2 separate regions of the Homo sapiens genome follow, and region 2 is linked to region 1. Evidence: chromatin contacts called from ENCODE Hi-C or POLR2A ChIA-PET data. All regions are on one chromosome and are shown on one strand. Each heading gives the region's core, a stretch centred on a gene start or an enhancer-like site at or near the end of the contact. The rest is flanking DNA. Distances are from core to core; before and after follow the strand shown.

The links. Hi-C counts contacts between places; a loop is a spot of excess contacts on that map. ChIA-PET counts read pairs that join two places held with the same protein, here RNA polymerase II (POLR2A). Pooled maps may share reads with other maps.
Region 2: a loop to region 1 is called in a map with no recorded cell type, with 5 times the contacts of the local background. The contact joins the promoter of CYP2D6 here to the promoter of SEPTIN3 in region 1. A Hi-C loop is called at or near these places in 1 of 168 maps with a recorded cell type or tissue (psoas muscle), 3 of 37 single-sample maps with no recorded cell type and 4 of 50 pooled maps. POLR2A ChIA-PET finds 5 or more read pairs at or near these places in 2 of 52 experiments (WTC11 and activated T-cell).

What each region holds. Positions count from the first base shown.
Region 1 is chr22:41,967,641-41,971,345 of GRCh38, reverse strand. SEPTIN3 (septin 3) reads right to left here and starts at 1,903. Exons shown (of 12, transcript NM_001363845.2): 1 at 1,669-1,903.
Region 2 is chr22:42,129,560-42,133,258 of GRCh38, reverse strand. It overlaps CYP2D6 (cytochrome P450 family 2 subfamily D member 6 (gene/pseudogene)), which reads left to right and starts at 2,449. Exons shown (of 9, transcript NM_000106.6): 1 at 2,449-2,647; 2 at 3,350-3,521. The coding sequence starts at 2,468. RefSeq lists a cis regulatory region at 1,153-1,164 and promoters at 858-2,390, 1,977-2,443.

The DNA.
Region 1 (3,705 bases), core at 654-3,153:
CCAGTCCTTAGTGGAGGATGCATGTAACTTCCTCCTGTCCTCCTACGGCTCCTACCTGCTGCAGACTGATCTGTACCTCATACCTACCCCACCCCGGCCAGCCACCACACAGTGGGGTGGGCACGTCCAGTGAGCAGTCTGCCTCCAGCATGGGGCATCTCAGGCTGGGCTTACGTCTCCCTTTGCCTGGGCCTGAGTGTGGCCCCTGTCTCTGTGGACAGCTCTATGGAGGTCACATACATGTTCAGGGACTCCAGAGGAGGGCAGTGCTTACTGGAGACGTCTCTCCCTTTCTCTTCCAGAAAGAACCAAAGGGCTGTGGGTTCCCACCCACAGCAGCCAACATAGGAGCTCAGGTGTCCAGGTGGCAGGATGAGAGAGGACCAATTTGGCTTAGAGCCCCAGAACCAAGAAAGAGCCCTGAGCTGGCCTAGTGCTGGAGTCAGAAACAGAGCCAGCCCTGGAGAAGGTGAGGATGGGAAATGGAGAGGCAGTGAGTGTTCACAGAAGGAGCTTATCTGGTGAACAAGCCATGGTCCCCGCCCTTGAAGAGGCTGCCATGCCCAGGGATGCCAGGCAAGGAAGTAGGCAGGGCTCCACCAAGCTAAGCATTAGGGGTAGAAAGGCGGGAGGCTAGACCTGAGCTGGGGCTGTTCCTACAGAAGGCCCAAAGGTGAGAAAGTGTGGCATCTTTCTGAAAATCCAACATGGGGCTCCTAGGCTGTATGTAGCAGGGAGGGGAGAGCCAAGGCTGCAGGTGAGCTGGGGTCCAGGCCAGGCTACAGCAAAGTTTAGGCCAGGGAATGTGACCCATTCCGATCTGTAGGTGGGAACGGCCACTCGGGCAGTGTGACAGAGGGATCAGATGGGAACAGAATTGAAGCCAGGATCCCATGAGGACATAGTTGAAACTCTCTGCTCCGTGGGCTGTGCAAGGGGCAGAGCTAGGGCTGGGGCTGGAGGAGGCTGCATTGCACAGGGGTAGAAGTGGCGGGACTGCCCAGGGTAGGGAGTGGGCACAAAGAGGTGTCGAGGATGAAGCTCAGGACTCTGGCTGTGGTCTTAGTAGATGGGCCACTCCCTGCTACTCTGGACTCCAAGTAACTCACCCTCTAGAAAAAAGTTGGTTTGGTTGCTTTTAACACAGCAGGCTGGGACCTGCAGCTGGGGGACAAGGCCAGGGCTGGTGGGAGGAGTCAGTTCCAGAGGGCTCATGGGGAGGGGAGTGATCATGTAGCCAGGTCCTTGAGGTCTGCAGCAGGGACGGGGAAGGCAGGGCACCGGACAGGGAAGGCATCACCCCTCACAATGGTGCCCCCAGCCCCTCATCCCTCTCCAGCCATATATTTGTATCCAAGACTGTCCTGGCCTCCAACCCTTTCCCACCTGGCCTATCACTGCAGCCCTGAACTTCTGCCCCCTCCTGCACAGCCACATCCACTTGGGCACACACGTTTACCCTGCACTTAGCCACAAACAGCTCCCCTCAGTGTGCACACCCACACACAGAGCAGGCCAGAGGACAGGGTGTCCGAGGGCATCACCCGACTCCCCATCCCCTCACTGCACTCCCATCTTCCATGGATTGCTTGGTCCTTCCCCACCCCACCCCCACCACCCTCCCACCCCCACAAACCCCCACACCCTTCCACCCCCCTACACACCTACCTTGATCAGAGGACAAGAAGGATCCAGTGTGTCTGGGAAGATAAGGCACACGCAGGCCCCTCACCTCCCCTGCACTCAGAGTCTGGCCATGGTGGCCAGCTTAGGGGCCTTGTCCCTCTGGTCCCCTCCTCAGCTCCTGCTCAGCCTCCAGGCCACAGTCCCCAGGCACAGGGCCCAGCCCTCTGCTCACTGTCCCACCAGCTACATCCCCGGAGACCGTGCTGGGCTGGGCTCTGGTGCAGGGAGGGGCTGGCTTCCTAGGAGTGGGCGGCTGTGAATGGCTGCTCTGAGCCTCTGGAATCCTGAAGAGCCATGGGAGGCTGGTAACGGCCAGGCTGGCACTCACGGCCACCTGCAGGGAGGTTCCCTGCAGCCTGCCCTCCCCAAATCTGCTCTGTCTCCCACAGACTTTGATGCCTGGGGAGTCTGCAGTAAAAACAGGGGTACTCCAAATATGGCTGCACTCTGGTAGTCCCAGCGCGAGTCTCCCTCTGGCTCTGCCTCTGTGCCCTTCATGCCCTGTTCAGCTCTGCAACCCTCAGACCATCTTGCCCACTCACCTGGTCTTTCCTCAAGGGGGCTGGAGTTCCTGGAGGCTAGAGCTCCTTCCACAACTATTCCCTGAGCCCCAGCTTGCTCCAGCTGGACCCTGTACCCAGACCCTAAGGGTGTGAAGAGGACCCCGCCCTAGGCCTGCCCCTGAGGGGACCACAAAGCCACCCAGCCTGGCTCTGGCAATGCCGACTCTCAGCAGCCCCTGGCCCTGGGGCTGGGATGGGAGCCCTCTTCTGTGTTCCCACAGCCCTCGGCTGCCTCTGTCATAGCAGTGGTGATAATAACAATGGTGCTGATAACAGCTACTATTTCCTGAGCACTTGCTCTGTGCCCGGCACCATGCCAGGGCTGGGCGGAGCTCACAGTCTGCTAGGAAGATAGGTATGTAAACAGATCCTATAGTACTGTCCTGTACGGTGATGGCAGATGTCCTCCGAGCACTCACCCTGAGTCAGGAACTAGGCTAAGCATTCTCCTGGCATCTCCTTTAATCTCCGCCTCATCACCTGCTTTTTACCGAGGAGGACATTGCAGCCCACACAACACTGTGTTGTCTGGTCTGCTCTCCTGTGTGTCTCTCTCTTTAGCGAGTGAGCTTCTGGAGCTGCGCTGGGCAATACAACTTTCAGTGATAATGGAAATGTTCTATGTCTGTGCTGTCCAGTACAGTAGCCACTAGCCACAGATGGCTACCGATCACTTAAAATGTGTCTACAGTGACCAAGGAACTGGATTTTTTAGTTTATTTTAATCTGTGGCTACCATATTAGCTCAGCTCTGTTTCGTTTGTTGTTGCTGTTGTTGTTATTAGTTTTTTTGAACAGGGTTTCACTCTGTCGCCCAGGCTGGAAGACAGTGGCGCCATCATGGCTCACTGCAGCCTCTTGGGCACAAGTGATCCTCCCACTTCTGCCTCCAGAGTAGCTGGGACCACAGGCATGCACCACCACGCCCAGCTAAGTTTTTATTTTTTGTAGAGACGGGGGTCTCCCTATGTAGCTCAGGCTGGTCTCGAACTTCTGAGCTCAAGCAATACTCCTACCTCCACCTCCCAAAGTGCTGGGATTACGGTCGTGAGCCACCATGCCTGGGTGGAAAGCTCAGTTATGAAGGTCCTGGATCTTCTTCTCTGGGCCCCAGGGTCTGGCAAAAATTGGCTTCAGTAAGTTTCTTTTTCTTGAGAGTCTCACTCTGTCACCCAGGCTGGACTGCAGTGGCGGGATCTCAGCTCACTGCAACTCCGCCTCCCGGGTTCAAGCCTCAGGATTCTCCTGCCTCAGCCTCCCAAGTAGCTGGGATTACAGGTGTGTGCCACCACGCCTGGCTAATTTTTGTATTTTTAGTAGAGACGGGGTTTCACCATGTTGGCCAGGCTGGTCTCAAACTTCTGACCTCAAGTAATGCATCTGCCTCAGCCTCCCAAAGTGCTGAGATTACATGCATGAGCCACCGTGCCCAACCGGTAAATTTCTTTAGAAAGAA
Region 2 (3,699 bases), core at 1,200-3,699, 160 kb before region 1:
AATTAATGGCTGAAAAACCTCCCAAATCTGATGAAAAATATTAATCTGTACATCCAAAAAGCTCATCAAACTCCAAGTAGGGTAAACTCAAAGAGATCTTCAGCCATACGCATCATCATAATCACTGTCAAAAGACAGATTTTTCTTTTTTTAGAATTTTAAATGTACCTTTTAATTTGCTCCTGGGGCAAAGAGCCAGGACTGGTACTAGAGCAGTGTCTGGGATGAGAAGAATTTAATAAAATGGGATTAGGTCCAATGGTTGGGTTAGGGGAGGCAACCTGCTCGGGAGGATCAGCCTCAACCTATCCATGCAGCAGGGCCTCCACCTGTCCCTCTCCGTAGTCCCACACCTGGAACCCAGAGCCATCTGCCTCTTCCCAGATCATGGCCGACAGCACTCCACCAGACTGCGGCTGGAGCAGGCACAGGATTCACTTATTGAGGGCTGTGGCCTGGCACAGATCATAGCCTATACCCAGGGACAGTTGTGTCACTTCTGCCACCACCACATCCGCCTTCTGCAGCCACATCAAGTACCACTCATGGATGAGCCCGTCACCCCCAGCGGACTTATCAACCCCGCGTCCAGCTCCACAGCCGCCACGTGCTCGGTGAGCACTGGCTCCAAGCATGGCAGCTGCCATACAATCCACCTGTAGAGGGCCCGGTCCTCCTGTCCTCAGTGGATGATCCCGTAGAAGTCCAGAGCTCGGCAGCTGCCCTCCCACAAAAGACAGGATTTTGAAAGCAGCAAGAGAGAAGAGACGTATCAGGTAGTCACAGTGGCTCAGGCCTGTAATCCCAGCACTTTGGGAGGCCCAGGTGGGAGGATCGCTTCACCCCAGGAATTCAAGACCAGCCTGGACAACTTGGAAGAACCCGGTCTCTACAAAAAATACAAAATTAGCTGGGATTGGGTGCGGTGGCTCATGCCTATAATCCCAGCACTTTGGGAGCCTGAGGTGGGTGGATCACCTGAAGTCAGGAGTTCAAGACTAGCCTGGCCAACATGGTGAAACCCTATCTCTACTGAAAATACAAAAAGCTAGACGTGGTGGCACACACCTGTAATCCCAGCTACTTAGGAGGCTGAGGCAGGAGAATTGCTTGAAGCCTAGAGGTGAAGGTTGTAGTGAGCCGAGATTGCATCATTGCACAATGGAGGGGAGCCACCAGCCTGGGCAACAAGAGGAAATCTCCGTCTCCAAAAAAAAAAAAAAAAAAAAAAGAATTAGGCTGGGTGGTGCCTGTAGTCCCAGCTACTTGGGAGGCAGGGGGTCCACTTGATGTCGAGACTGCAGTGAGCCATGATCCTGCCACTGCACTCCGGCCTGGGCAACAGAGTGAGACCCTGTCTAAAGAAAAAAAAAATAAAGCAACATATCCTGAACAAAGGATCCTCCATAACGTTCCCACCAGATTTCTAATCAGAAACATGGAGGCCAGAAAGCAGTGGAGGAGGACGACCCTCAGGCAGCCCGGGAGGATGTTGTCACAGGCTGGGGCAAGGGCCTTCCGGCTACCAACTGGGAGCTCTGGGAACAGCCCTGTTGCAAACAAGAAGCCATAGCCCGGCCAGAGCCCAGGAATGTGGGCTGGGCTGGGAGCAGCCTCTGGACAGGAGTGGTCCCATCCAGGAAACCTCCGGCATGGCTGGGAAGTGGGGTACTTGGTGCCGGGTCTGTATGTGTGTGTGACTGGTGTGTGTGAGAGAGAATGTGTGCCCTAAGTGTCAGTGTGAGTCTGTGTATGTGTGAATATTGTCTTTGTGTGGGTGATTTTCTGCGTGTGTAATCGTGTCCCTGCAAGTGTGAACAAGTGGACAAGTGTCTGGGAGTGGACAAGAGATCTGTGCACCATCAGGTGTGTGCATAGCGTCTGTGCATGTCAAGAGTGCAAGGTGAAGTGAAGGGACCAGGCCCATGATGCCACTCATCATCAGGAGCTCTAAGGCCCCAGGTAAGTGCCAGTGACAGATAAGGGTGCTGAAGGTCACTCTGGAGTGGGCAGGTGGGGGTAGGGAAAGGGCAAGGCCATGTTCTGGAGGAGGGGTTGTGACTACATTAGGGTGTATGAGCCTAGCTGGGAGGTGGATGGCCGGGTCCACTGAAACCCTGGTTATCCCAGAAGGCTTTGCAGGCTTCAGGAGCTTGGAGTGGGGAGAGGGGGTGACTTCTCCGACCAGGCCCCTCCACCGGCCTACCCTGGGTAAGGGCCTGGAGCAGGAAGCAGGGGCAAGAACCTCTGGAGCAGCCCATACCCGCCCTGGCCTGACTCTGCCACTGGCAGCACAGTCAACACAGCAGGTTCACTCACAGCAGAGGGCAAAGGCCATCATCAGCTCCCTTTATAAGGGAAGGGTCACGCGCTCGGTGTGCTGAGAGTGTCCTGCCTGGTCCTCTGTGCCTGGTGGGGTGGGGGTGCCAGGTGTGTCCAGAGGAGCCCATTTGGTAGTGAGGCAGGTATGGGGCTAGAAGCACTGGTGCCCCTGGCCGTGATAGTGGCCATCTTCCTGCTCCTGGTGGACCTGATGCACCGGCGCCAACGCTGGGCTGCACGCTACCCACCAGGCCCCCTGCCACTGCCCGGGCTGGGCAACCTGCTGCATGTGGACTTCCAGAACACACCATACTGCTTCGACCAGGTGAGGGAGGAGGTCCTGGAGGGCGGCAGAGGTGCTGAGGCTCCCCTACCAGAAGCAAACATGGATGGTGGGTGAAACCACAGGCTGGACCAGAAGCCAGGCTGAGAAGGGGAAGCAGGTTTGGGGGACGTCCTGGAGAAGGGCATTTATACATGGCATGAAGGACTGGATTTTCCAAAGGCCAAGGAAGAGTAGGGCAAGGGCCTGGAGGTGGAGCTGGACTTGGCAGTGGGCATGCAAGCCCATTGGGCAACATATGTTATGGAGTACAAAGTCCCTTCTGCTGACACCAGAAGGAAAGGCCTTGGGAATGGAAGATGAGTTAGTCCTGAGTGCCGTTTAAATCACGAAATCGAGGATGAAGGGGGTGCAGTGACCCGGTTCAAACCTTTTGCACTGTGGGTCCTCGGGCCTCACTGCTCACCGGCATGGACCATCATCTGGGAATGGGATGCTAACTGGGGCCTCTCGGCAATTTTGGTGACTCTTGCAAGGTCATACCTGGGTGACGCATCCAAACTGAGTTCCTCCATCACAGAAGGTGTGACCCCCACCCCCGCCCCACGATCAGGAGGCTGGGTCTCCTCCTTCCACCTGCTCACTCCTGGTAGCCCCGGGGGTCGTCCAAGGTTCAAATAGGACTAGGACCTGTAGTCTGGGGTGATCCTGGCTTGACAAGAGGCCCTGACCCTCCCTCTGCAGTTGCGGCGCCGCTTCGGGGACGTGTTCAGCCTGCAGCTGGCCTGGACGCCGGTGGTCGTGCTCAATGGGCTGGCGGCCGTGCGCGAGGCGCTGGTGACCCACGGCGAGGACACCGCCGACCGCCCGCCTGTGCCCATCACCCAGATCCTGGGTTTCGGGCCGCGTTCCCAAGGCAAGCAGCGGTGGGGACAGAGACAGATTTCCGTGGGACCCGGGTGGGTGATGACCGTAGTCCGAGCTGGGCAGAGAGGGCGCGGGGTCGTGGACATGAAACAGGCCAGCGAGTGGGGACAGCGGGCCAAGAAACCACCTGCACTAGGGAGGTGTGAGCATGGGGACGAGGGCGGGGC